Linked DNA regions of Homo sapiens: region 2 is linked to region 1. A link is a loop called in an ENCODE intact Hi-C map of the cell type or tissue named here. Cell type or tissue: dorsolateral prefrontal cortex. All regions are shown on one strand.

Region 1 (2,500 bases):
GAAGTCTCAGAGGTGTTACCTACTTCACAGGGATATTGTCAAGCTTAAATGAGAAATGCAGGGAGGAAAAAAAAAATGCAACGCCAAAAGCACCAGACAGACCGAATTCGGTCTACATGGTTTTGTTCCAGGCCTTTTCTGAGGGAAATGCCAAAGAGGATGTGATATAAAGTGTTCTTGTTTTAACAAAGAGGTAAGGTCTTTGGGAAGTCTAGGTTTATTGTCTGATAAAGATTCTATGTAGAATCATAATATTCCTGAGAGTATGTCAGCCTTAGACTATTCGTAATATTAGTAACATGTACATAAAACTTTATAATTTCCAAGGCAGTTTCTCAAATGGATTTTCTTCTGACCCCACCTAACCCTGTAAGGTGGGCAATGCGGGGAATAATCCCCATTCAACAGATGAGCAGACTGTCACTCAGAGAGGGACTTGGGACAGCCAGGACTGGAGCCCACGTGTTTCACGACGCCATGCCGCTTGTCACTCACACATTCACAGACGCTTTTATCGTAGGAGAGGATTTTACATCTCATCAGCCATGAAATATTGAGCCTATGTCTGAAGGCTTGGCTGTCTTGCAAACACAAGAGGCCCCAGTAGTTGGTGTTTAGCTGAGAGTATTTGAAATCACATTTGTCATGTGTAAAGTATAGAGCTCTTTGCAAACTGTAAAGTGCAAATATGCATATACAGTGTTATCTTTTCATTACTGGTTTCCATTCCAACAGCAGACGAATGTCTCCGGCTAGGAGGAAGACCTCAGACCTTCCCACTGTGATTGCAGGAAACTCACTTCCAACCCTCTGCTGTGAGCCAAGCTCTCCTGAGAGCACTGCTTTGTCTTATCTACACAACTTGGGAGAAAGTTGACGGCACTGCTTCATTTAGAAATTCCATGCTCTGAGCAAGTTACCTGAATCCTGCAAAGCCCCTTTGCACGTTTCACAAAAAGTACTTGGAAATTCTTTTCCCCATGGAGACTCTCCATGGCTGTGTATTTCAGAGAGAAGGAGGCAGACATGATTTCAATAGCCCAGAAAAACAATCTAAGGAAGCTGGGACCAAGGGAGAAGCAGAGCGCAGGAGGGAAATTCTCTTCTTTGCCCATAGTAAACGTGTTCATGTGGTCAGCAGCTGGAATGCACCATCCATGGCCCCTGATGTCATCAAGTAGCCACCCATCTGCTTGGTTTCCAAAGCAGCTAGGAAAAAATAGCGTCCCACATCCCACGCACTCCAGCTGTCCTCGGCATCCAGTGCTCAGTGACTTTTTTTTTTCTAAAAATAAAATGAAATAAAATCATCACTTTTCCAATCAAGAAAGCACTTGTTTAAAGAACAATTATGTGAGACAGAAGCCATTGTTCTAAATCTACCTGTAGGTTTGTTGAAGCAAGTGTGGAAGTCACCCCTTTATCACAGATAGGCATCCTCTGAAAATTGAGCAGCAAAGCCGGCTGGTGTTGGAAGTACCTGCTTGTTATGTCCATTTGGAGGAAGAGAGTTGCTCTCTGGGTTCCCCTGGGCCACGGTGCTAGGTATGGGACACTGTTAGCTCTTGGGAATTGACTTCTTGTGTAATATTGTGAGCTTCATTATTTCTAATTGGATCGCAAAAGCATCCCTCCGTAGAATGTGGACATATGTCAATTTTCAAGAATAGAACTGGCAGATATTTGCAGACATGCAGCTTTTGGGTATGCCAGCATTATCTCCAGTCAAATTCAATCTCAGAGGAAACACAAATCAAGCAAACATTTCCCCTCAGACTTCAAGTTTTAGAGCAGAAATTCCAAACAAGAGTCAGATAATTGAAAGAGGAGAAAGGGGTCTGATTTCTCATTGTGGCCAGGAGAGTCTGCCCTCCTATCTTTTCTGTTTTTCTTTTGAGACAGAGTCTCACTCTGTCGCCCAGGCTGCAGTGCAATGGCACAGTCTCAGCTCACTGCAACCTCTACCTCCTCGGTTCAAGCAATTCTCCTGCCTCAGCCTTCTGAGTAACTGGGATTACAGGCGCGTGCCACCAGGACCGGCTAATGAGCCTGCACACCTCTCTAGCGCAGCCCTCCAACCCTCTCTTAGGTCCCCGTTATGCAGTTGTACTGCACTGCAGGCACAACCTGCTTGGGATGACATCCCAGGTGCATGCCAAATAGTCTCCTTTTCATTTGTCCTGTCAGCTCATCTTTCCTTTAACATAGGCAATACTTGAGAAATTCCCCGCCTGCTGTTTGATTACAGTAAAATTATATAAAATACATTTGTTTCCCTCACTAGAACATCTATTGTTTATATATTTAAGAAAGGCTTATAGGATTTATCATGTACAAGCCATTCTTCAAAGTGGCGTACATGAAAGAGCTCACTGAATCCCCCCAGCAGCCCTGTAGTTTAGGGGTGGTTGTTGTGGCCATTCCACAGATGTGATAACTGAGGCCAGTGGAAAAAAAACACTTTGTCCAGCATCACTCAGTGAGAGGGTGGCAGAGTCAG
Region 2 (2,500 bases), 110 kb after region 1:
TTAGCTTGACAGAGAAAAATTTGTGTGTGTGCAAACCTTGGTAATCAGCTGTCTCTGGAAGGGTGGAGCCACCTGGCCCAAATGCAGACACCTGTGTCCATGCCCTCTGAGAAGTTGCACACAAAACCACTCTGCTGCAGTACACACCCTTGCATTTAGATGGTTTCTCTTTGAAGAGCTACCAGACATCAAAACTATGTTACCACGTTTCAGCAGGAAAAACTTCTTGATATTCACTCCACTGAAAAATGTGGGTGTTCCATCGAAAACAGGGTATGTGAATCATCAGTTCTGTTGCCCAATGGAAAGGTTTGAAATTATTTTTACTTAAAATTTTTTTTAAATAAAGGAAGTCAAGTAGTTTCTAAACCAAGAATTTTATGTGTATATGAAGCATTTGCTCTTCAGTTTTCCAGTGTTCATTCCCAGTGAGATGTGATATTACATTGCCCCATCTATTTTTTGACATATAATGAATATTAGACAACTTTATGTTCAAAAGTGTTTATATGGCATCTTGATTAAAATACAGACTATCACAAGTGTATCTGATGCTCAGAATCTCATCTAAAACTCATATATCTCCATTCTGAGGCAGACATTATATGCCGTAATGTAGTTCTTCATTTTTAAAAAACTAATATTCATTACATATAGATGAAGACACTGATCATACCTATTTATAGATGAAAGCTGAATTATCAGCTATATTATATTTACTTACATTTTTCTCTTTGGGGTATCATTTTGTTTCTCATCTTACAGAAGCTTATATGCTATAAGGATTTAATAAATTACTTAATAAATTAAGCATTTGGGAATAGTGATGTGTATTGTTTTTCCTGCTCAGTAGAAACATACAACTGGCTGGTTGGTAATCTACCAGCTACAGTGGTTGGTAATCTACCAACTACAATTTGAAGTTGGCTTCTGTATCATTGGGTAAGGTAGCTGGAGTGTCTTTTCATCCTCATGCCACCCTATCTCCACTTATTTTCCAAAATGCTGACTATGTCCATACATGCATTTCTCACACAATGACTATTCTGGGTCTTCCTCACTGGGTCCAGTGCCTATTCTGGGTCCTCCTCATTGGGGAGCTTTTTAAGTTTCCCTCTTGTTTCTTTACAGCCATTTCTCAAACTTATGAGAGCTGTTTAAATATTTATATACTTTCTGGTAGAAAATTCAGGCATGTCTTTTCTTCCCTCTAATATTCTCAGTTTAGTTATACCTCCTGTACCCCTTAGAAATAGGATTGCAAATGCATAACAGGAGTGCCTGCAAGCCCCAGCCCTACCCGTAGGAGACATTGCTACAGGAACAGGGCACTGTTTTCAGAGAGGCCCAGGGAGTCTCACTTCTCAATACCGCCCTTACGTCATCAGCCGTCTGGAATCAATAAAGAAGATGAAACCTATTTAGAATTTTTTGCCTCAAGTTTTTGTTTTGTTTTCCTCTTTCTTCAAGCCTTTGTGCAGAACAGAATGAATCTCCACAACATCCCACTCCACCACCCTTGAAGACAGGCTCGTGGGCAGCTAACGTCAGATGCTGTAGCATAAAGATGTTTGGAATGAAAAGACTGGAAACAACTACAGAAGAAAACTGTGTCAGGGCGATGTAGTAAGTGTTCCCTGGAGAGATTGTTTTTCATACCTAAAAAAAACTGAAGTCCATAAAAATGTTTCCTATGGAAAGTTCCACCAAGGGAGAGCTTTTGTAGAAGTCATTCATGAATGTAGGTCACCTGGGTTCCTTCTTTCCATGGATTTTGCAAAGAAAACAAAATTAGCAAAAAGCGTTGATATGGCACATACAGGTTCAGAGCTCTGTGAGTTAAGGTAGAATCTTTCTTTATTTTAAATGCTGCAAGCTAATCAGCTGCAGATAGAAACTAACAATACTTTGTAAATATGTGGAAGCCTTAAGCAACCCATCAGCCTGGTATAAAGATGCATGTCACATAGGCATGAGGCACAGAAACAAGATGACCAAAAAGGACATGAAGCAGGGTACTATCCCAGATCCGGGCACCATTGACTCCCGATGAAGACCACTGGGAACTAACAGGAGACTCACGCTGTAATCACAACTTTCACTTCACGTGTTATGTAATGATGTCACCAGCCAATGTTTTAAGAGCTTTATAAATATTAACTCACTTATTCCTCATAACAACCTTGTCATGTAGTTACCATCATTATCTCCATTTTTTTCAGTGAGAAAACTGAGGCACAATGAAGTCATAGCTAGGCTGCCTTTTATCTGTTATTTATACTTTGAGAATTTTTTTTTAAATGCGTGCTTATTTTTCCTCTTAGCAAATTGTACATAATTTGTTTCATGAAGAAGGCTCCATCCTTTATTGGAGCTCTGATAAAATACCGAGATACAAGAATCACTCCAAAGTGTATTTCAGAATTTACTATTCTACCTGCCATCCATATAAAAAATACTATGTACATATCTATATGTAATATTTAAATATTTATATGCA

Evidence for each region. A loop is a pair of places that touch in the nucleus more often than their neighbours do. Peaks named below come from ENCODE experiments on the same cell type or tissue, not always from the same donor. Only the 100,000 strongest peaks of a DNase experiment are listed, where the experiment ranks them.
Region 2: it touches region 1 in a loop (14-fold over the local background); 1 of 110 quality-filtered maps calls a loop at or near these places.

Annotation. Positions count from the first base shown.
Region 1 is chr2:7,405,205-7,407,704 of GRCh38, reverse strand. No RefSeq gene overlaps it. Among named protein-coding and RNA genes, the nearest start is that of LINC01871, 320 kb to the left of the region's middle. In dorsolateral prefrontal cortex, no CTCF peak of the experiment used is centred here; a DNase peak (open chromatin) is centred at 1,189; H3K27ac peaks cover 2,053 bases.
Region 2 is chr2:7,291,378-7,293,877 of GRCh38, reverse strand. No RefSeq gene overlaps it. Among named protein-coding and RNA genes, the nearest start is that of GRASLND, 370 kb to the right of the region's middle. In dorsolateral prefrontal cortex, no CTCF peak of the experiment used is centred here; a DNase peak (open chromatin) is centred at 1,521; H3K27ac peaks cover 2,001 bases.